Linked DNA regions of Homo sapiens: all the other regions are linked to region 1. A link is a contact called in ENCODE Hi-C or POLR2A ChIA-PET data. All regions are on one chromosome and are shown on one strand. Each heading gives the region's core, a stretch centred on a gene start or an enhancer-like site at or near the end of the contact. The rest is flanking DNA. Distances are from core to core; before and after follow the strand shown.

Region 1 (4,521 bases), core at 731-3,230:
CTTTCTGGTTAAACGTAAAAAACAGCCGAGTGCAAAGGGAAGGGCTCAGGCCGGCGCAGGCTGCTCCCCGGCGCGGCATTTCCCCGGCGCTGGCCGCGGCCCCGGCGGGCCCCCGTCTGGGTGCTCGCCTTCCCTGGATTCCACACATTTCAGCGAGCCTCGTAAACACAATGAACCCGGCAGCTCCGCAGACTCGCACCGCGAATTTAAGGTGGCAATTTGTTTACAACTTTTCCTCCCCCGACCAGGCCCTAAGGAGAGGCGGCTCAAAACCTGGAAAACGGGGGGGATATCTTTTTCCGAGAATAATTTTTTAAGGGAGCAGAGATTTCATGCTCAACAAAACCAAAACTGGCTGCCAAAAAAGGAAACCACCTTTATTTCGGCTCCCTCCCCCCTTCCTCTCTCCGCCTCTCTCCACTCCGCCTCCCCCTCCAAGATGTTAAGAAATGTGGCAGCCGTACAGGAGTTTAGGCTGCAAATAGGGGCAGGGGCGCAGGAGGAAGAAGTTCAGGGCAGGGGGCACGGGGCAGGACAGTGCCGCGGCCGCCCTTGAGGTGGTCCGCCGTGGACGGCTTTCCAGTGCTCCGGAAAAGGCACACCAGGGAGGGCGTGTGTATACACACACACACACGCACACACACACACCTCCACCCCCTGCGGACCTCAGACAGCCCTTTCCTCCCAGGACCAGAGGGAGGGTTTGAATTTTTCAATCCCCATTTGTCTGCTGCTTTTCCTGGAGAGGTGTGAGTGAGTGTGTGTGTGTGTGTGAGAGAGAGAGGAAGAGAGTGTGTGTGTTTGTGTGTGGCGGGGGCGATCCCAAAGAGTTAGAGGAGGGAAGAGAAAGTGGGAGGAGAGAGTCTGAAATGCACCTTGGAAATCTGCTCCAGAGCGAAGGCGGCGTCGCAGTAGCTGGGCCGGTGCAGATAGTCCCGGTCCGGCGCGGCAGCACGGCGCAGCCCCCCCGTCCGTCTGCGCCTCCCGCCTCCAGCCGGCCGTCCCGGGGCACCGATACAGCCGCTGCCGCCGCCGCCGCGGTCCTGGGGCTCGGCGGCGTTACCAGCCGAGGCCATGTTGCCGCCGCCGCCGCCGCCGCCGCGGGGACGGAGGCTTCCCGGGCGGCCCGGCGCGCTGCTGCCGCTGCTGCGGGCTCCTGGCGCGCCTGGGCGCTCGGCTTGCGAGGACGCTGCTGGCCGCAGGCTGCTCGGGCTCGGGCTCCGGTTGACAGACCAGCCGCTGCTGCTGCTCACACGGCGGGCGCTGCTGCCGCTGCGGCCGCGGCCGCTGCCGGGGAGTCAGACCCTGCGCCTTCCATTGCCACATTGCGCGGGGGTCCCGAGGTCTCTGCGGCCGCCGCTGCCCACATCCAGTTCGCGGAAGAGCGAGAGCCGGCGCGCCGAGCGAGCCTGTCCTTCGGGCGCTTCCGCGGCACTCCTTGCGGTCCCCAACTCCCCCTACCCGCCCCCCGCCCCGCGCCGCGACCCCTTCACTGCAGAAAGAGCCAGCGAATCCCCGCTGCTCCCGCCGGCCGCGCTGGCTCTCTCGGCGCCTCCCGGGTCGCCCGAGCGGCCGCGGAGGGCAAGCGCAGAGCCGCCGCCGCCGCGGGGTCCGAGGGTGCCCGGCGGGTCTCAGCGCTGCCGGGCCCGGGCAGCCGCAGCTGCCGCTGCTCCCGCGGTGGCTGCTGCTGGCGGTGGCGGCTCCAGGAGCTGCTGCTCGGGCTGCTCGGGCTCTGGCTGCTGGGTTCGCGGTGGCTGCTCGGTCCCGGACTCTGCTTTCTTGTGCTCCTCGGCAACCCGCTGGACCATTCTGTCCCCGTGCAGCGCGCCTCTCTCGCTCCCGGGACCTGGGGACTCCGCTCTGTGTGTGTGCAGCGGGCAGCGGCCGCAGCAGCTCCTTGATTCAATAGATGAGATGGAAGAAGAAAAAAAAGAACTCTCTCCATTTGGAGAAAGAAGAGGAGGAGGGGAGGGGAGGGGGTGGAGGGGGAGAGAGCGAGCGAAAGAGAAAAAGGCTGGAGCTCCCGCCCCCGGGGCTGTCAGATGGCTTGGGTTTCTGCGACGCGATTGGCTCGCGGAGGGCAGAAATTACTCAGCAAACATGACTATTATTAGCTGCTTAGCAACAGCTCACCAAAGTAGAGAGACCACCCAGGTAGGCAACCCAGTGTGTGCATCCTCGGCTTCGGGGCAGCCTCTGAGAGCGCCAACCTTCTCGCATGCAATACTTCCATTAAGGAATGCTCCCCCTCCTTTCTCTCTTATTCCTTTTCTTTTCAACAGTGTCTTCTTTTTGTGGGATGCCTTTGCGCGCACACACGCGCGCGCACGCACACACACGAACATTTGCCTCGCGGTAGACACGGGGGGAAATGTAATATTTTTTTAAGCGCTTAAACAATTTCTGAAATTCCTCAAAGAAAAGCCTTTCAGAGGCACCTTGGCCTCAAGCTGCAGCAAATACTGGGAGGTCCGGCTCGCATTCCCAGGCCTGCACCAATAATGACAGCGTGCTGGATAGTGCGCCAGTGTGTGCCAGATTTTTTTTTCCTCTTCTCTTTTCTTTTATAACTAAAGGGAAGACTTAGGCTCTTGCAGGGAACAACGCCTCGCATTAAGATAAACAGAATGGAAAGTTAAAGAGGAAAGCAAGGACGTTGGGAAAAGCCATCTTTCTTAAAATCCGTCTGCCCCCCAGCCGCTTTCTCCCCCCAACTTAAAAAAAAAAAAAACACAGTCTTGGTTTGAAGGAGTCAGTGTTCTATAAACGTGGAATCCAGACACCGAAGCAGTCTTGTAGAGGCAGAGGCGTTTTTATTTGAATCTCGAATGTGACATAAGTAAAAGAGAAACAACAGAATCTTTTTTTACAACTTAGAGAAACGGAATTGTTTCCTTGAGAGAGTAAAGTTTTCCTGATTATTTTGGGTTCATTTGTACACCCCTTTTTATTAACCAGATGTTTATATAGTCAGTATTTTTTTTTACAAAACTCGGTATGCATGTTATATTTAATAATAGTATGACGTAGGAGATTATAAATGCCCCGATGCTGGATTCATTGAAAACAAACTGTGCGCGGATCGCGAGGATTCGTCCCGACACCGCGTCCAGTGTCACCAAGGCATCCCGGGGATTCGCTTCCCGCGGAGGGGGAAAACACGCGACCCTTTGAGGTGGATTCTGGAGCCAGACACGTCTACACAACTAGGCTTTTTATTTAAAAAAATTTTTGTTTTCGGAAAGTGGAATGTGTTTTTCTTACGTTTCCAAGTTATTACGTTCCTCCCTGCGGTAGGAACCCGACCCGCAAACCCTTGATTTGCTTCACTTTATTTTTTTTTTTAAACGGGGTTGAACTGCAGAGGGACTGGCAGTAGCGAGAAGTCTAGTGAAGTCGTGAAATGGGGCGGTGTGGCTTTAAGATGCGCACGGTGTATGTTCATTGAAAAAAAAAGAAGAAAGAAAGGAAAGGAAAGAAAGAAACCCAGATGGAGGGAAAGGGGGAGGAGCAGGGAGAAGGCGGAGCTCCGGTGGCCACGTGACCCCGCGCCAGGAGGCCCGGTGCGCGCGCGCGCCCGGCTCCCGGACTCCCCGCGCCCGCGCGGCCGGGGCAGAGTAGGTAGGGAGGCGGATGCGCCGGGCCGGCTCCGGGCCTCCAGCGCGGTCTCCCGAGAGCCCAGGCGAGGCGCGCGCCCAGCCGGCGCGGACGGACGTGCCGGACGCGCCGTAGTACATTCCTGAAGGCGGACCGGCCCCCTTACGCTGCCCAATGCCCGCGCCGCCTCCCCGCGACCGGCCAATGGTCGCGCTCACGAGTCCCTGCCCATTCAGCGGCCCCGCGCTGGCTGCCCGGGCGCGCTGGGGGCTGCGGCGGGGCGCGCCGGCCACCGGGGCGGTCCACGCGGCTCCCGCAGGGGGCCCGTCCGCCGGCTCTCCCCGCCCCCTTCCTTCCTCCCCGGCGGTTTCCCCTCCCCGCTTCCTTCCTTCGGCCTGCGCCTTCTCCTTCCTCCCTCGCCCCGCTCCCTCCCTCAATCTCCCCTCCCCCACCAGCCTGGCCACCTTCCCTCCAGCCTCTCCTCCTCCCCGGCTTCAGGGGGAGGCCCTTCCCCCGACCCCCTAACCCGCAAACCGTATGCGGTGCCGGGGTCAGGGCGGGATGTCCCGAGGAAGAGAGGGAGACGGGGTGGAGGTGTTTGGGGGCGTTCGCGGGATCCGGAGGGGGACCTGAGCACCGGGCCAGCGCGGAAATTCAAAACTCAGACCGCTTAAGGAGCACGTGATTTTGTGAGTGCCTCAGGGAAGGGCTGCGGAAACTCGGAAAGCAGGCGGGCAGCATGCGAGGAAAATGACACTGAGTTGATAAAGAGCTCAGACGGCTCCACACATTGCCAGTTTCATCTTTGAGTACGATCCTGATGTTTATTAGGTTTGATAAATAGCACAAAACAGGAAAAGAGGTTTACTATTCTAGCTTTTCTTACTGAATGGTTATGCCGACACTTCAAGTCGAACCATTGTG
Region 2 (4,521 bases), core at 1,117-3,616, 2.7 Mb after region 1:
CAGTCAGCCAGTTACTCCAGCCACTCCTGACATCTCCCTCATTCTATTTCCCTACTATCCCGAGACACCTCCATTGTCCCCTTCCCCACAGCCACAGCTCTAGTTCAGCTGTCACTCTCTTCTGATCACCTTCTGATGGGCTCCCTGAGTACCAGCCTTGCCCTTCCCCTAGTTTCTTCTCTATCCAATAGTCAGACTGAGCTTTTGCTACTTGGCCTAATTTGCCAATTCCCCACCCTCGGGCCTCTGCTCTTCAACTCCATCCTTTGGGCCCCTCTGTTTTTCTGGCTCATGTGATTTGCCTGGACACTCAGGGCTGTATCATGGTTTCCTAATTTGCTCACGGTGCTCTCTTGGCCTGGAATACCTTTCTCCCTCTTGTCTGCTTGCCACCTATTTCTTCTTTCAAGCCTTGGGTGTGTCCCTCCTCCAGATGCCTTTCTGGCTAGCCCCTTCCACTTGGTGGAACTGACTCCTCCTGTCACCACACCTTCTTGCACAGACTTATCACATGTCTCTACAGAACATTTCAGGGTGCATGCAGGTTCTCCCTCAGTCTCTCCCACCAGACTTTAAGCTGTCAGAGAACCAGGGGTGGGGGTGCATTAGCTCCACACCCCGCCAAGCGCAGAGCCAGGAACAATGGAATACTATTATAAAGACCATGTGTTGAAGACCCTGCATACAGCAGTCAACCTGTGGAAGAGACACATAGACCCGGGAACCACATGACCTCGAAAATGCCTTCCCTGGCCAGGGATTCCTGAGTTTCATTATTTTAACCAAGTCCCCCAGCCTGGTCACCCGCCAAGTCCAGTCAGTAAAGGAGAACTGAACACGTGGGCATCCACAGATACCCACTTAGCTGGAGTTGGGGTTGGAGGGGTGGACAGATGGGGATGGGGTGGGGAAGGCTATCTCCTGGCACATTCTTCTCTGATGCCCATAGAACACTTAGCCCAGATCTGTCTTTCCAATTAAGTTATGGGACACCTCCTCTTGACATTAGCACTCTGACCTTGGTTCCATCACCTTGTGTGTGCATGTGTGCTTATGCAACAAAAAATTATTAAGTACTCCACTAGGTACCAGGCTGTATTCTAGGTGATGCAATTAATTCAACAATTTGTACATGCCTGTGATGTGTCAAATGCTTACAAACCACCTAGGTTCTGAGAGGTTAAGTAACTTGTCCAGGGTCACACAGCTAGTAAGTAGCAAATGTACAATTTGAATCCAAGCCCGTCTGATTTCAAAGAATGTGGCCTTTCTACTGCTTTAGGCTTTCTCAGTTACACATGATGATAAAACCTACCCCTTGCTGCTGATAGGAAAACAGGTTTAAGCATGCCTAGATGAACAATCTAGGCTGATCAGTGAAACCTAAGTGTTTATTTTCCTAATCCCTGCCAGTCTCTTCTCAGCATTCACTGACCTTGGCCAAAATATCAAGAAACGGGAATCAGAATCCTGGCCTTGAGAGAGGATTGCAAAGACCATATTTTGACTTACTTAGGTCCCAGGTAAGAAAGTTAAGGTAACTGCACTGTCAGGCACACCCAAAAGTAAAAGTTTTGATTCAGCACTGAGAGGTAGAAAGACTATGGGATTCCAAGCTACCCTACTCTCTAGACGCATGGACCTCGAGCCAGTCCTTTCATCTCCCTCTGACTCAGTTTCTTGATCCGTAAAATGGGTCTGTCTTCCCTGCCTTGTGGGAACCCAATGAGGAAATGGGTGGGAATGCACTTTGCAAAGCACAAAGTTCTTGGAACTGTCGTCACCGACACTCCAAATTTACTGTGTCCACCTCACACTCGCGCCCAGCCTTGCCCTGCGAAAAGGGGACCTCACGCCGCTGGAAAGGAGAAAGTCGTTGCAGGAATTTACCTTCAGGGTAATAACCCGGCTGGGAGTCTTGATTTCGAAGATCCCCTCCTCAGCGTCCGCCTTACAGTCAAACACTGCACTGGAGAGGTCGATGCTGTCCAAGGGATTGGCATCCTGAGCGGTCCGCGAGTAATACAGCTGACATTTCCTTTCGTCGTAGAAGAACCAGCGGGATTTCCAGCCCCGGATGGGCCCTTTGCCGCCGAACTTACTTAAATACCCACAGAGTTTCTTGGGGACCGCCTCCAGGGACCGGGCGCAGTCCCCCGATTCTTCCTCCGGAGGCGGCACCTGTGGATCCCTGGCAGACTCTTCGGACCCAGGGGCAGAGGAGCTGGACTCCGGGGCGTTCTCCCCAGCGCCCTCCATCGCTGCCAGCCGGAGACTGCGGAGGGACGAGGGGTCCGCGGGACCACCAGGGACAAATCTCGGAGACTCGGCGGGCAGCTTCCCAAAGGGAGACACCTGGGCGGGGGCGGGGCCGACGGCGAACCCGCCCCCAGGAAGCCACAGAGTCGGGACCGGGTGCGGTGCGCGCGCCTCAAAGATCGCAAACCCAGGTTACGGCGGCTGGCCACGCCCCTCCACCGCCAGGCCACGCCCCCGCAGCGCTCAGTCGGCTCCCTGCAAAGCCCAGCTGCTTCCGGCTTTTTCTCCGCGCCAGTCAGCCATCTTTACTGAGGGCAGCCGTGCTCCCTGGCTTCAGGTTAAAGGCGTGGTGGCACTGAGTTAGGTTAACCGCGGGCAGAGAAGCCTGTCCCTAGCTACACTTCCCTGGTAGTTCGCATAGTCACCTAGAAAGATAGTGCTTTCTTGCACCCGATGGGCTGCTTGTTCCCTCCCTGTGCCGCGCGGGGCACCCTCGGACGGCGCATCTCGCGGCCATTGGCTGAAAGGAAGACCGCTGGGAGGCCCATCTTCCGGCGTCGCCCGGGCAGCGCGGCTCCGGAGCTGTCTGCCACTCTTCTCCTGGTGTTCCTTCAGCCCCGTCAGTGACGCCGCGGACGGCCTTCTTATCCCTCGCCTGACAGCAGTGGCCTCCCCAGCTCTCTGTCCTGGCTCCTATTCGCCTCCTGACAGCGCTGGTTGTGTTGCTTGGGGCGCCCAGGCGCGGCCGCTGCGCTGCGGAAACCCATGCCACTCCTGGGTCATAGTTGGGTGCAGTACATTTATTTTTATTTTGTTATTGCTATTATTATTTTTAGAGACGGTCTGGCTCTGTCACCCAGGCTGGAGTGCAGTGGCGCGATCAGAGCTCACTGCAGTCTCCGCCTCCCGGTCTCAAGCCATCCTCCCGCCTCAGTCTCCCGAGTAGCTGAGACCGCAACTGCGCACCACCACACCCGGCTAATTTTTAAATTGTTTTTTGCAGAGAGGGGGGTCTTGAACTCCTGGCCTCAAGCGATTCTCCTGCCTCGGCCTCCTAAAGTGCTGGAATTACAGGCGAGAGCCACCGCGCCAGGCTGTTTTGTAAATAAGTAAAAGAATTTAGGGTTTGACTAACTTGCTCAACTTCTGCCTCATTTTACCTGTTTCCCCTTAAACTTCTCCCCTTCCCTCCTAAGGCGCATTTCTCCATTAGGGTTGCGGAGCCCAATTGCGTCCAGCTTTCTTTAGGAGCTTCTTTCTGCCTTTCTCTTGCCCTTTGTTCAGCCTTTCCTCTTACTTCATCGTCTCCCCCTCAGCCGTCGTTAACGAGACCCTCATGCACACTCAGTGATATTGACAAGAAGCAGGGTGGGGGTAAAGGCGAGGGCTCTAGAGTCTATTTGCATAATTTTCAGATTCCCACTCTGCAATACTGAGTGATTTGCTCAACCTAAAAATGGAGATAACACTTCTTCCTACCCACCCCCGACCCGCCGCCAGACAACTTTACGGTGAAGCTAATGAAATTTATGTTCACTTGCATGGGTCGCTGGGATTTGTAGTCTAACAGGTGGGGAGTTGCAACCAGGGAGCATTTCTCCTAAATGCCAGAGAGCTCTTCATTTGTTATAATTTACAATTTATTTTCTCATTCTAAATAACCATCGTCATACCTAATTTTGTGTTCATAATTTTGTAATTTTTTAAAAATCAGAAGGCCCTTAATGCTGTTTAATTCCAGTCCCCACAAAACCTGGATCTACACCTGTCTACCCTTAGAGTTGTTTTGATAATTAAATAAAATAATATGTGTGAAGCTCTTAGTACAGAATGTGGGACAAAATATTTCTTTTCTTTTCGAGACAGAGTTTCGCTCTTGTTGCGCAGGCTGGAGTGCAATGGCGCGATCTCGGCTCACCGTGACCTCCGCCTCCCGGATTCAAGCGATTCTCCTGCCACCGCACCCAGCCAGTTTCTTTTCTTTTCTTTTTTTTTAATTTTTTTTTTTTTTTTTTTTTTTGATACAGAGTCTCGCTCTGTCGCCCAAGCTGGAGTGCAGTGGCATGCTCTCCAATTCCCATTCTCCTGCCTCAGCCTCCCGAGTAGCTGGGATTACATACACGCGTCACCATACCCAGCTAATTTTTGTATTTTTAGTTGAGACGGGGTTTCACCATGTTGGCTAGGATGGTCTGGATCTCCTGACCTTGTGATCCACCGGCCTTGGCCTCCCAAAGTGCTGGGATTACAGGCATGAGCCAC
Region 3 (4,521 bases), core at 1,348-3,847, 2.5 Mb after region 1:
GCTTTTTGGAATACATAGCCATTCTGATTAACAGGCAGTTTTAAGGCTCAAGGGGTGCCAAAACCTGGCATTATTTGATATTTTTATTACTTACTGGTCAAACGTTAACATCAATGGAAGTAAAAAGAAGTTCATTCTTAGTTTGGTCTAACAAACTGTTTTTACATTTCCTTATTCCCTTTCAGCCCTTGTTGAAATCCATAAATCCATGGACATGATAATACTTGCAGATTAGATATAATTGAATATTCTACATCTTTCTCACACACAGATGCAGAGAATGATGTTAAGAGCAGCAATATTCAAAACCCAGGCGCTGTGACAACAGCCCCTTCAGGCCTGTAGACTGACAGTCCCGTAGAAGATGTTGGCAGGGCAATGAGACACACCCTGCTCTGCCTGTGTTATTTATGCCTCTGGCAGTGAAGCCCCTGACAAAGAAGCATGTCACTGGAACACATGCTCTTTGTTCACAGAGGTGCATGCCAGCACCGGCTGCGTAAGAACGGACAGTGCCGTGTCTGTAGTCTCTCCTCCTTTGGCTCTTTTGCCTTCTATTTGCAGCACATTGTGGCTATGTTTATTAATTACTTTGTGGCTTAATACTATAAAACACACATCTATCCTGTGAGCTATGTACCCTAGGGAAAGAGTCCTTCATACCCTCCAGTTGGCCATAAAGAGAGGACAGAGTCTCAAGATTTGCCCTGATGCTAAGGATTAATACCACCTCCTCCGGGAGCCATCAGGTTACCACTCTCTAGCACAGAGCTACCACGTTTAAGACTCCTTCAGCACCATCCCCCCTTTTCCTGCACGAGGACACTTGCATGCTGTTTGGTATTAAAAGCCCTCTGCAACTGTTCCCAACCTACAGCACCAAAGTAGCCCCCCACCATGCTATGACTCCACTCTAGCCAGACTGATGATGTAGCACAAGATGGTGGGCTGTGGAGTCAGACCTATCTGGGTGTAAATCCTAGCTCTGCTTCTTGCTGGACGTGCAGCTTAAGATTCCTGAGCTCCTCATCTGTAAAATGATTAAATTATCACCTACTTCAGAAAGTTGTCTGAGAATTAGAGAAATAATATCAAGCCCCTTAAAGCAGATCCTCAATAATCGCTTGTTGGCTCATGAAACCGATTTTTTGTTTTGTTTTGTTTTGTTTGGTAAAAGCCCTCATTGCATAGCCCTGTGGTTCTCATAACCTTAGTTACAGACCTTTTGTAACCCTGAGAACATCTGTCTCCATTTTCCCTTGTCATAAAGACGTCTGCTGAGACTACAAACGGAGTCAGGGAACTACTACCAGAAAGTTTTTCTTTTCCCATATTCCTTCTAAAACTTTCATCTTCAAATGTTAACTCACTCAGTATTTTAAAAGCTGATATATAATTGGTTTACAACTAAATTTGGGTTGTTTGCCACTAAAACTTAGGTAAAATAGGAAAGGGGGCACTTTCTTAACTTCCATAAAACTTCATGTTAATACATAGAATTTCAAGTTTTTCTTTAACAAATTGTTCTTAGTTTTTGGTGCTTCTTGTCAGTACGATCTTCTTAGATTGTATTTGATTTGACACATTATGTATTTACTTATTGTACGCTGAATATAACGTCATTCCCCGGTGTTCTGCAAAGCACAACACTCATCCCGATCTGGTGCTCTAACCCCTGGGACCCTTTGGGCCAGACCATGACAAAGGCTGCCTGCCAGGTTTCAGCGAAACTTAGACCACCAAGAATTTACACACTTCACAGGGGTGCCCTAAGGAATAAATGAGATTAAAAAAAAAAGTCTGCGGGGAAACCCTGAGGCCCTATTAGAAATGCTAATCGTTTCCTTCTCTAGCTCCTATTAAAATGTTAGAAAACCGAGGGAGACTCTCCTGAACAGGGTGGGGATGCTCGGCTGCTCTGTGGCTTAGCAAGCGACCCCAGCTGCCCTGCCAGGGCCGGTCGGCCGCGATTCCGTCCCGACGGGGGGGATCCTCGGCGGCACTACGGACGCCAGTCTGCCAAGGAGGCAGCGGGGTTCGGCCTGTTGGCCCCAGACTGTGTGGCAGGCAAAAGGTGAACGTCAAAGCCTGTCCCCGGCTTCTTCACATCTCGCGCCTCCGCGGGCGTCGGGCCGCCCCCGTGAGCCTCCCCGGATGGACTGGGTTTTAGGGACCCCCGCAGCCGGACTGCAAAGCTTCCCACCAACCCTTCCCGCGAACCTCCCAGCCCGGGCCGCAAGCCCAGCTCCGGGCGCGACGACGTGGGGCCGGAGGTAGAAGGAGTCTCAGCGCGGCGGGGGCCGGGGGGCGGGGAAGCCCCCCCACCCACGAGAAAGGTCTTACATCAGCCGCCCCACGTGCAATCGGAGAGAGGGAGGAAGTCGCTCCTCTATTCGGGCTGCGCCTTTCCCCAGCCTCCGCCCCGCCCGCCGCGAGTCTCCCCGCCCCGCCTTGGTGCAGCCGCGGCCGCCGAGCCGAGCAGCGCCGCGCGGGGCCGAGTGGAGCCGAGCAGCTGCCGCGCCGCGTCGCCGGTTTAAGCGCAGTGCAGGCCGCGGCCGGGGGCGGCGGTAGTGAGCCCAGCGCTGCGCTCCAGCCCCCTTTTCCCTCCATGGTTTCTCTCCGCTCCCGTGAGTAACTTGGCTCCGGGGGCTCCGCTCGCCTGCCCGCACGCCGCCCGCCACCCAGGACCGCGCCGCCGGCCTCCGCCGCTAGCAAACCCTTCCGACGGCCCTCGCTGCGCAAGCCGGGACGCCTCTCCCCCCTCCGCCCCCGCCGCGGAAAGTTAAGTTTGAAGAGGGGGGAAGAGGGGAACATGGACATGAAGAGGAGGATCCACCTGGAGCTGAGGAACCGGACCCCGGCAGCTGTAAGCAGAGACCCCTCTGGGTGCCCTCTCCCCCGATGACTTGCATGTAATGGTGGCCACCTGCGGGGCCCGGGCTGAGGGTTCGCCGGCCCCGGCGCGGGGAAGAGCGCAGCTCGTGGGCTCGGACGGGGAAGGCGGGCGGGCGCGGAGGGGGGAGCGAGCGCGCGAGGATTAACTCTTTGCCGCCCGCGGGCCCCTGGGGCGGCCGGGGGGAGGCAGCGGTGTGGGGGAAAGCAAACTTTGAGCGCTTCGCCCGCCGGGGTCTTTCCCCTGAGGGAGCGCGTGTGCAAGTGGCCGGCGGCGAGAGAGGGAGGCGGGGGTTGTGTAACGCTGGGAGCCATGTTTGCAGCCTCCCGGGATGCGCGGCCGGGCGGAGGCCCGGCCTGCCGAGGAGCTGCGCGGCCATCCCCGCCTGGGCCAGGCCGGGCTCCGCGCGCCCCGGGCCGGCCGGGGAAGGGGCGCGGGTGGGGCGGGACGGGGGCTCTTGTGGCCGGAGCTCGCCGTGGGCGCCGGCCCGGCCGAGGTCAGCAGTCGTGGGGCGAGGAGGGGGCTTTTTTCTTTTGAAGGGAGCGAGAAGCCCCCTCGGGCGCCTGGAGGCCTGGGCGGGCGCGGCCCGGCGCGCGGAGCGGGGGAGGGGCGGGCCAGGGCGGCGGAGGTGGCGCAACCGCCGCCCCTCCCGAGGCCAAGTTTGAAAAAAGGACGTGGTTCCCGCCATTTTTCAAGCCCAAAAATAAAACTTTCTCCCCCGTTCTCTCGCTCCCTCTTCGCCCTCGGCCTTGCCCACTCCTGCCTCCCAGGGGCAGCCCGGGTCGACCAAGGCCAACCGTTGTGGCGACGGCCTCGCCCTTCCCCCTGTGCCGCGGCGGCGGCGCCCGGGGCCCCTGCCCTTGCCCCGGGAGGCTGGCCCCTCCGTGTGGGCGGGCGGCGGCTCTTCACGCCAGCCGGGGCGCGCCACAGGCCGCCGCAGCGCCATGTTGGCGGGTGCCCGTCTCCCTGCGCCTGGTGAGCCGGCCCACGAGCTTGGCCTTGCCCGCCCGCCCTCGGCGCTGGCTGGCGGCCGCCTCTTCCCGCGCCGAGCCCTCGGTCTGTTTCCCCCCGCCCCGCCGGGGCTTGGCTCCCACTGGCGGGAGCCGCGCGCCGCGGCCGCCGCCGACTCATCCCGTCGCGGGCGCGCTGCCGACCCCCTCCCCCTTCTTAAAAGGGCAACGGCAGGCGGCCGCCCCCGCCCCGCGCCGGGCGCGCGGGATTTTGGGCGGGCTTCGGCTCGGCTCGTGGGCCGGGCGGCCTCTGGCCTCCCACGTGCTTGAGAGCGGCCTGGTGCGGTCGGCCGCGCGCCTTGCGGGCTGTAGGGGCCTGAGGGCGGCCCTCTTGCGGCGCGGCTGCGTGGGCGTGGGTCCGACCTGTGGGAATTGCCCCATTCGTCTCCCGGGTTTAGCGCGGCTGCCCGCCGTCGCGAGCCCCCCCCCCGCCGCGGACCGGCGCGGGCCAGTTAGCGCCGCGGCCGGGTGCCCCAGCGGGCCAGTGGCTTTCCCGCGGAGGGCGGCCCCGCGGGGCCTCCCGACCCGCTCTGGGCTAAGCGAGCGGCCAGGTTTCGTGCCCTCAGGTGGCTGTGGTTAACAAGTCGCGAACTTGTGGGAATTCGTCGACCAGGGTTT
Region 4 (4,521 bases), core at 799-3,298, 2.4 Mb after region 1:
TCTCTCTCTGAATCCGTTTTCTCATCTATAAAACAAGGGATACTACCTACTTTGGAAAGCTGTAAAAGTACTAATAAAATAGGAAAGCATCCAATAAAATAGAAGGTGCCCAGCAAGGAGTGCTTTTTAAAGTCCCTGCTCAGGCTTTTTCCTCATTTAAACATTACAACTGTATTAACTGTGTAATAAGTAAAAAGCCAGCAAGCAATCAATGTGGGGTTTTTTGTGTACAGGATTGTCTACACGTCTTGCTCTGAAAATAAGTTCAGGTCCTTTTCATTTCCACCTGTACTATTAAATTACCCTTCTTAGGCTTTCTGTCCCCACTGCAAGTTCTTCCCCTTCTCAAAATACTCTAGACGAATCCTCAACACTCCTAGAGTTTCTTGTGTTATGCTAACTCTTTAACTTTAAACTTTTCATATTCTCCACTGTTAACAGACTTTGTATTTCTTAGCCTGGTACTCAAGTTTCTTCACAATCAGAATCCAAAGGTTCCCACCTCCCTGTTCCATCCAACACTTTAGACTTCTAGCTCCCCAAACCTATACTGTGTAGACTTCTGAGCCCTGGCTTCTGCGTTTTCCTTCCTGTCAAAATATGAGACCTGTAATCGGCAGTGTGCAACAATTTTTTTTAAATAAGCACATTTGGCCAGGTAATAGCACTTCCAAGAAATTTAACAAAGTTCAAACTTTAGAATGTACACAAACATTTCGGCTTCAAGAGCTTTCTTTTAGAACAATGCAAACTGGCAATAACTTAAATGCTCAGTAACAGGAAGCTGGTTAAATTAGAGCACATATCTAAAACAAAGCGTTAGGCTGGTTGCAGTGGCTCATGCCTGTAATCCCAAAACTTTGGGAGGCTAAGGCAGGTGGATTGCTTAAGCCCAGGAGTTTGAGACCAGCCTGGGCAACACGGTGAGAGCTTGCCTCTACAAAAATTAATAATAACAAAACAAAGTGTTAATTTTTTTTTTTTTTTTTTGAGACGGAGTCTCGCTCTGTCGCCCAGGCCGGAGTGCAGTGGCGCGATCTCGGCTCACTGCAAGCCCGCCTCCCGGGTTCATGCCATTCTCCTGCCTCAGCCTCCCGAGTAGCTGGGACTACAGGAGCCCACCACCACGCCCGGCTGATTTTTTTGTATTTTTTAGTAGAGACGAGGTTTCACCGTGTTAGCCAGGATGGTCTCGATCTCCTGACCTCGTGATCCGCCCACCTCGGCCTCCCAAAGTGCTGGGATTACAGGCATGAGCCGCTGCGCCCGGCCCAAAGTGTTATAATTAACATTAACTGCCCTGTTAAGATTTTTTTTTAAATTATTTTAACGTTACTAAACAGGTCGTATAGTACCTCACTTTCCAAGTGTGTATGCAAAGAAACAAGCGTGGAAGGTAGACACCAAGATATTGACAATGGCTTTCTCTGGCAGGTTATTTTAATTTTCTTCCATTTGCTTTCCAGTTTCTAAAGCTAATATATTCCTCTATGAAAACGTGTGAGTAAAGAGAAACAAATTCATGCCTTGTCTTTCTAGGCCCAATTTAAAACTATTTTCTCCCCCAGAAACTTTCCCCCTTCTCTGTCCTCATTCCTACAGCGCAGGATGCCTCTCTATGGCATTTATTAATTCCTAACCCGCCTAACACCATCTCCCATACGCTATGGCAAGGAAACCCCTAAGAGAAAAGCCCCTACGCTGCACGTAGCTGCTCCAGCTACTGAGCCAAGACTACGCAGACAGTACAAGTCTTATAACAAAGCGGAACAAGCCAGATGACGTCATCCCGCTCGCCAAAGCACATCACGTGGTCTCCGCAGCACGTGACCCGTGCCTTCGCCGTAGGTAAAAGAATGACGCACGTCAGTTCCAGATCGTGCGTTTTACACCCCTCTCGGCAACGAAGTCCGCTGCCTGGGCCTAAACCTCTCCAGAGTGTGGCACCGCCGGTGTTGGAAGTTACCTGTCTCCAGAGCCGGCTTAACGCAGCCGCACGGGGTCGCTGTAGGCCGAGGCCCCGACTCCTCCAAGCCGCGCATGGCTACTGGTTGCTGAGGTGCCCACCCGACGCATTCAACCTTCCGCTTCCGCTCTCCATGCCTGACGCATGCGCAGTGGCCTCGCCGGCGAGGTCCCGCGAACCCAGGAGAATGTGCGCGCGCAGGGTGGCGTTGAGGGAAGCTTTGAGTTCTCCATGGGGCTTCGAACCCTATCCCGGGCGTGTGCCCCTCCGGGACCCCAATCTCGTTTATCTTACACACAGCTGCTACAGTTGCCCGCCCTCCTAGGGTAGAATGCGACTCCGGCTTCCCGCGCTTTTTGAGAGGGAACACACCTCCATGAAGAACTCGCAACTATGTCTCTCTCGAAACATTATTAAGTAACCTATACGTCCAGTATGACCCTAATTTTTAAGGGATGTGTATATGTAATTAACACAGAGCGGAAGGACTGGACGTTAAGAAATGTTAAGAATTCTCAGGCACCTGTGGTCCCAGCTACCCAGGAGATTGAGGCGGGAGGATCGCTTGAGCCCAGGAGTTTGAGGCTGCAGTGAACCGTGATCGCGCCACTGCACTCCAGCCTGGGTGACAGAGCGAGACCTCGTATCAAAAAAAAAAAAAAAAAAAAAAAAAAAAAAAAAAAAAAAATTATCCCTGGGTGGTGGGAAATTTTTCCATAATATAAGTTATGCTTTGTCAGAAACAACCCCAAATAAGTCTTATTTCAAGTGTGGTGGATGTTATAAAGGAGCCCTACTATGTGCTAGGGGTTAAGGAGTGGGAACTGTTTCTTGTGCTCCACACCTTACCGGAACTGAAGTGAGAATGGAATTATAAGAGTCAACATGCCATGTGCATTGTGGGGATTATTGTCGTTTCTGGACAGCTCTGAGAAGCTAAGAGCTAACAAGAATCATTTAATCCCATGCAATGACCAGTTGTCCTTGCAATGATAGCCTATCTTTTACCCACTTGTAATGCTGTCTCTCACCTTTAGTAAGTTTCTCTGTATATAATTCTCTTTCTGGGAGAAATTTTAAAATCTTTTATCTTTTTATCTGTTAACATCTGCAGTATAAAATATTCAAAAGCATATGAGTCACAGATTGAAAAGTCTAACAACCATGAAAAGATGTTTCCATGTCTGTCCATTTGTCATTGATTTCTGGTAGAAAATAACCAGCAGGAGGAGCCAAATAATTAAAGATTGTGGTTTAAAAAATAAGATAAAACTGATCAAATTCATATAGTGTCTTTTGGCAGGTCATTTTTACAGGACAACTTGGAAAAGGCTGCCATTTTTTTTAGGAGGGACAGCTCTGTGCAGCTGGAGAAACAAGTTTGAAAATCATTGTTTTATATATATATAGCGCGCGCGCGTGTGTGTGTATGTGTGTGTTTATAAAACTGGGCCAGAATTACTGCGCTTGCCACTAGATGGTGGTGTTGCTAAAAATGATAGTCCCGCTTTATCTGTGGAAAGACTAGATTTAAAGAGATATTTGCCCTCCTGGAGGGCATGGTAGACGTTGTTAATCACACAAAAAAATATGTAATTACCAAGTGTGACAAGTACTGAAATGCAAAGCTGATTTGAATATACTAGGGAAATAGATTGCTACTTCTTTTATAGGTAAAATTTCTCTTGACTGAAAACGGGAACTTAAATATGCAGCACATTTTTTAGTCTATGATTTGAAGTTCTTATTATCTTGTCTGGAATTATATGTGATTATTTGCAGTTTATAAGACTTAACCTCTCCTCCAGATGTAAGACCTAGAAATCTGCCTTAAAGAAATGACCTAAATAATTATGTAGTCTTCAGCTTGTACTACTTTGAGAAACACTTCTCAGTAGAGTGATTCTTAACCTCTCATTTGGGTGAAGGACCCCTTTGAGAATCAACTAAAGCTTTGAACCGTCCCACACATCATTTTGGCTATAATATCATATGGTTCATGGGTTTCTAACCTAACATGAGAGGAGGGCAGCACAAAGTCAAGCTAGAAGGATTCTTGCAAAACTTTAATTCTGTCACCTAAAGGTTCTAAGCCAAGAAGAACGCCAGAAGAATTTTAGATGCACAGTGATGTTTAAACAAGAATGGTGAGAAAGCAGAAGTGGTGTGTGAATGCAGGGAGTGATGTAAGAGGGCAAGCAGAAAGGGTCCCGAGAGGTGGAGAGAGAAATTCTGCTTCCTCTAATGTACTGCATTCCTCTTTCCCTCTCCTTCCCCATCTCATCTTTGTGCTCCTGTGCACTGTACGTATGCAAATCTCTTAAGGTCCATCTTAATGCAACGCTGTTAGAACTTGAGACTTCAGTTTACTCTTTTTTTTCCTCTAATTTTGGCCCACTCTGGCAGGTGAAATTGAGACAGAAGCACATTCCAAAGAAGAAAAAAAAGCACTGAGGAAGTCAGATGTGACTTTGGGTGAGTACCTTCCCTCTATGTTATTCCCTCATCTTTAAGTGAGAGTGATAATCACCGCCTGGCCTATTTCACATACTTTT
Region 5 (4,521 bases), core at 43-2,542, 2.4 Mb before region 1:
GTCTCCACTTCCTGGCTGGGGCCCAGTGCATTCACATCATGTGGGGCTAGGAGCTTCTTGTGGCGGGCTCCGGAGCTGGAAATGCCAGGCCTACGAGAGGGAAAGCAGGAAGGAAAGCGGGAGGGAAGTGGAGTTGGCCCAAGGTCACTCATTTTACAGTCCAGGAAACTGAGGCTCAGGCAGGTTAAGTGACCTCTCTAGTTCGGGTCACACTGTCAAGCTAGTGTCTTCTTTTGAAGGTGGGGGACTGGGGTCCCCCAAGAAGGTGTCCCCCCCCCACCCCGCCGAGCGAGGTCACACCGTTGAGTCCTTCTCCCCTGGATTTGGGAAAGCATCACTGGGCACTGCCTCCTTTGGCTGGTCCCTGTGGCGTACTGGACGCCCACCGGCCTTTTGCCCCAGGCCTGGCCCTGTACTCCCCAGGGCCTGACTTTCTGTATGACGTTGGATCAGTCACGTCCCCTCTCAGTTTCAGTTTTCTCATCCAAGGGGTGGGGCGCGAGGCCGGGAGCGGGGAGGTGGACTGAGCCGGCCGGCGGGCCACCTGGATCCCGACTCCGCCACTCAACGCGGCAGGGCCCGGAAGGGCGGGCCCAAGACGGGCAGGGCTCCGGGCAGGAGCGGGCGCCTCCAGGGAGGCGCGCGGCGGTCGTAGCTGAGGCCGCCTTGAGGGCGGGACTTGGACGCGGGCAGGGCTCGAGTGAGAGGCGGGGTTAAAGGCCGCTGCGACGGCGTTATAGACGCCGGCGGGACCGGGGCCCAGCGAGGGGAGGGACTCTGGGCCCCTCGCGGCGTCTTAACTGACGCTGGGAGGGGCGGGAGTCCGGTGGCGCCCGCCCACGCCCGCAGTCGCCCGCCCACGCCCGCAGTCGCATGGCAGAGCAGGAAGGGGCGGGGCTCAGGGCCCCTGGAGGCGCGGAGGCCGACGACGGAGGGGGGCGGGGCTCGAGTAAGGGGCGGGGCCCGGTGGGGGGTTCCTTGAGGCTCGGAAGCCGTCGTCGGAGGGGGCGGGGTTCAGGTGCAGGGCGGGGCTCAGAACTCCGGGAGAGGCGGAAGCCGACGCCGGAGGGGGCGGGGCTCGAGTGAGGGGCAAGGCTCCAGGATCCTCGCAGCGGCCTATCCCAGGACGGCAAGGGGGCGGGACTCGAGTGAGAGGGGCGGAGTTTAGAGCCCTGGGGGAGCCGTAGCGGGCGCGGAAGGGGCGGGGCCTAACGGTAGGGGGCGGGGCTCGTCAAAGGGCGGGGTTTAGAGTCCCCGAGGCTACACAGCCAAAGCCGGGGGGCTGGCCTAGCCAAAAGGGGCGGGCGAGCACGGCCCGCGGGCGGCGTTCGCTGGAGCTGGTGGACCGGGCGGCTGACCGAGGGGCGGACGCGCGGCGGGGCAGACCGCTGGGGACTGCGGGCGGCGCTGTGTCCGTCGCCATGACAGGTGGGCACGGGGTCGGCTGGGCGGCAGGGATGCGGGCGCCCTGGATGGGTGGCCCGGCCCGGGGGTCCGGCTGCCTTGCGAGTCGCCTGCAGGCCGCGCCTGGGCAGCGGGGGCCGAGTGACCTTGGCCCGTCAGCTGTCGGTGGTGCGCGAGTGCACCCCCGCGAAGTGGTGGGTGTCCCGGGGCTTCTACCCGGCGGGGCCGTGCCAGCCGAGGCGGTGCCGGGCATGATGGGTGGTGGCCAGGTGCGGGGCCCGAAGAGGGCGGGGGCTACAAGGCAGCTCCAGGGTGGGGCTGCACAGCCGCGGTCTGGGCTCAGCCACTGCCAATGTGTGTGTGTCCCGTGGTGGGGAATTTGGTCTGAAAGAGTAGGAGGTGGTAGAAATGACACCGGAGAGAATTCACAGCGGTCCTGCTGTGATTCTGGCCACGGAAACAACGCTCCATCCTTACAACCACCCCAGCGAGGTCGCGGGACAGGCGATGCGTTCCTCGGCGGCATGTGATTCCTGTGGGACTCTTGGAGTCTCCCAGACTCCTTCGGTGGTCCACGACGCTCTTGCCCCTGTTTAGTTCTAAGAGAATCGGGGACAGCGACTGGACCCCCCAAGGTTGTTGTGCTCCACGCTAGTGGCCCCAGCCCAGCCTTCCTCCCCAGGGCCTCTCTGGTCTGGGGACCTGCCCACCATCCTCCTGATCCCAAACAGGGTGACTCTGCCCTGTGGACCTTCCCCTGTTGGAGAAGCCCCATGAGGGTGATGGGCTGGTAAGGGACCCCATGGCAGCCCGGCCAGGGAGTATGGGGGTTCCCAGAAGCTACACTTCATTCTTACTGTTCTGTTTCATGGAGCAGAATTGGCTCAGGGGCTCAGGGTAGCCCCAGAAGTCCCTAGTCCTCTCTCGGTGCTCGCTCTCTTGAGTCTCAGCCTAGGTCCTGCCCACAAATAGGATCTCATGGGCTGGAAACTGATGACTTCCAGGACACCAGGCCAGAAGAGACTTCCAGCCTAGGCCACAAGAGACCCCAGCTGCCACCTGCTCCCCTTTGTCCTCCCTTCTAACTCTTCTTATTTGTGGCTCTCATTTCTGAGCACTTACTGTGCATTGGACCCTGTGTTGGGTGATTCCTGTTTGAAAATGATCAGATGGGGACACCTGGAATATCTCGTCTGTGTACAGATGGGGAAACAAAGTCTTAAATTGTGCCCTGCCCAGGCTGGGATTCCGTAATTCCCTTAGTGAGTTCATCAGAATGCGTGGGACACAACTCAGAGCTGTGTTGGTCTCCAGGGAGCCCTGTCCCAGGGACTGGGTGTTGGCAGAGCCTGAGGCCTTGCTGTCCATTAAGGAGCCTTCCTGCACAAAGGGACTTTGTCCCTTTCTGCCTGTCAGGGAAGCTTCCTTGCATAAGGGGACCCTGGAGCTGGGAAACCACATCAGGCAGGGGTCCCTGAAGGCTCTGACTATAGGCCTCACCTTGTCCAGTGTATGCTTCCTACCTGCTATGTCTACTCACTGGGCCTGGAGACATTCCCTCACAACCCTTAGTTTTTGGGATGGGGAACCAAGGCCCATGGAGCACAGCTCTGGGAGGGTCATATGGACAGCCCTGCGAGGCTGCAGACCCATAGTCCCAGGCTCACTGCCTCCATGCACCAACTGGGGTCCTGCCTTGCGCCAGCCCTCGCTGTGAGCAGCGCATGTGAGCCAGTGCCTGCAGAACGCTGAGGAGGTGTCTGCGTGGGGCAGGTGCTTGACAAGTTACCCCCTGGGCTGTGCCGGGGAGTGAGCAGTTTTAGTTGGGCTGAGCACTGAGAGAAGGGGTTTCCTGGAAGAAATTCGGGAGAGGAGGTTGATGCCCAAGTGTCTGGACTCCAGTTGGTTGGGGATGACAGGAACTCAGGAAGGCCTTTTGCACGTAGAACAGCAAGGTGAACATGAATTAACCAGGTGGAAACCAAGGAACAGGTATTCTCAGCCTGGGCTGAGATGTCTTGTGGGCCTAGAGGGCCCGGTGAGAGTGGGTGGGGCCAGCTCCCACGGGGCCTTGAATGCCAGGCTGAGGGCATCAGTCTGGGCTGATAAGAAGGTTCATATTGGGGTGTTTGAATGGGGGTCCATAGTCCTGGTGCCAGCCTGGCAAGAAGGAAGGGGATGTAGGGCGTGGTGAAGGCTTGCCAGGTCTGTGCCAGAGCGAGCCATCTTCCTTTGTCCTGTAAAAACAGTTCAGGGACTTGTTTATCGGGAGCTGGCACTGAGATGGTTTCCCTTCTTGTGCCTTTTCTGGCTTCCAAGTGCTGCCTGTTTGTGTGCACAACTCGCAACCACAGGAAGCACAGGACCCCCAAGCCGCAGAGCCTGGCTTCAGCCTCCGGACCGTGCGGCCTGTGCCAGCTGACTCACGGCTCATGGTGACTCATGGCTCTGCAGCAGCGGAGGCTCTGCCTGGTTAGCGGCTTGCAGGGCAGGAGGAAGCCACTACAGGATGCTGGCCACGGTCCACCTACAGCCCTTGCCCCTGGGTCTTGGACCATACATTGCAGAACTCTTTTTTTTTTTTTTTTTTTGAGACAGAGTCTCATTCTGTCACCCAAGCTGGAGTGCAGTGGTGCAATCTTGGCTCACTGCAACCTCTGCCTCCTGGGTTCAAGGAATTCTTCTGCCTTAGCCTCCTGAGTAGCTGGCTCAGCCTTCTGAGTAGCTGGGAATACAGGCGTGTGCCAGCATGACCAGCTAATTTTTTTTGTATTTTTAGTAGAGATGGGGTTTCACCATGTTGCCCAGGCTGGTCTTGAACTCCTGACCTCATGATCCATCTGCCTCGGCCTCCCAAAGTGCTGGGATTATAGGCGTGAGCCACCGCGTCCGGCCTGCAGAACTCTTTAGTGAGCACCTACTGGGTGCTCAGCCAAGTGGGCAATGCTGGAGAGGACAGCCTTGGGCGTGCTTTTGGACTGGCAGGGAGTAGACTGCTGTAGCTGATTACAGTGAATTTCCATGTTAATTAGAGAGGCAGAACGTCTGAATATCAAGAGGTGGTCCTCAACATGGCTGTGCCTGGGCCTGGATCTTGATCTGTCACTTCATATCTGG

The links. A loop is a pair of places that touch in the nucleus more often than their neighbours do. ChIA-PET counts read pairs that join two places held with the same protein, here RNA polymerase II (POLR2A). Pooled maps may share reads with other maps.
Region 2: a loop to region 1 is called in a map of naive thymus-derived CD4-positive, alpha-beta T cell, with 12 times the contacts of the local background. The contact joins the promoter of TBC1D2 here to the promoter of PTCH1 in region 1. A Hi-C loop is called at or near these places in 1 of 168 maps with a recorded cell type or tissue (naive thymus-derived CD4-positive, alpha-beta T cell) and 8 of 50 pooled maps. POLR2A ChIA-PET finds 5 or more read pairs at or near these places in 1 of 52 experiments (GM12878).
Region 3: a loop to region 1 is called in a map of gastrocnemius medialis, with 11 times the contacts of the local background. The contact joins the promoter of ANP32B here to the promoter of PTCH1 in region 1. A Hi-C loop is called at or near these places in 1 of 168 maps with a recorded cell type or tissue (gastrocnemius medialis), 3 of 37 single-sample maps with no recorded cell type and 13 of 50 pooled maps.
Region 4: a loop to region 1 is called in a pooled map, with 8 times the contacts of the local background. The contact joins the promoter of TRMO here to the promoter of PTCH1 in region 1. A Hi-C loop is called at or near these places in 1 of 37 single-sample maps with no recorded cell type and 8 of 50 pooled maps. POLR2A ChIA-PET finds 5 or more read pairs at or near these places in 1 of 52 experiments (activated CD4-positive, alpha-beta T cell).
Region 5: a pooled map shows a loop between it and region 1 (16-fold over the local background). The contact joins the promoter of CARD19 here to the promoter of PTCH1 in region 1. A Hi-C loop is called at or near these places in 3 of 37 single-sample maps with no recorded cell type and 5 of 50 pooled maps.

What each region holds. Positions count from the first base shown.
Region 1 is chr9:95,507,286-95,511,806 of GRCh38, forward strand. It overlaps PTCH1 (patched 1), which reads right to left and starts at 1,981. Exons shown (of 24, transcript NM_000264.5): 1 at 876-1,981. The coding sequence starts at 1,076. RefSeq lists enhancers at 1-295, 1,881-2,430, 3,384-4,147, 4,148-4,521 and silencers at 87-136, 917-1,236, 3,511-3,950, 4,171-4,220.
Region 2 is chr9:98,253,283-98,257,803 of GRCh38, forward strand. TBC1D2 (TBC1 domain family member 2) reads right to left here and starts at 2,367. Exons shown (of 13, transcript NM_001267571.2): 1 at 1,891-2,367. The coding sequence starts at 2,259. RefSeq lists a silencer at 2,382-2,431 and an enhancer at 2,602-3,091.
Region 3 is chr9:97,980,744-97,985,264 of GRCh38, forward strand. ANP32B (acidic nuclear phosphoprotein 32 family member B) reads left to right here and starts at 2,598. Exons shown (of 7, transcript NM_006401.3): 1 at 2,598-2,866. The coding sequence starts at 2,813. The region is part of intron 2 of LOC124902226 (a long non-coding RNA gene); the gene reads right to left. RefSeq lists silencers at 2,168-2,827, 2,978-3,067, 3,258-3,337, 3,408-3,607, 3,618-3,667 and 2 more and an enhancer at 2,468-3,350.
Region 4 is chr9:97,920,452-97,924,972 of GRCh38, forward strand. TRMO (tRNA methyltransferase O) reads right to left here and starts at 2,049. Exons shown (of 5, transcript NM_016481.5): 1 at 1,967-2,049. The coding sequence starts at 2,042. RefSeq lists an enhancer at 1,652-2,101.
Region 5 is chr9:93,094,925-93,099,445 of GRCh38, forward strand. CARD19 (caspase recruitment domain family member 19) reads left to right here and starts at 1,293. Exons shown (of 6, transcript NM_032310.5): 1 at 1,293-1,428. The coding sequence starts at 1,422. LOC101927993 (a long non-coding RNA gene) reads right to left here and starts at 586. Exons shown (of 4, transcript NR_188444.1): 1 at 444-586; 2 at 1-90. RefSeq lists enhancers at 281-330, 3,524-3,593 and silencers at 441-750, 771-1,520, 1,541-1,650.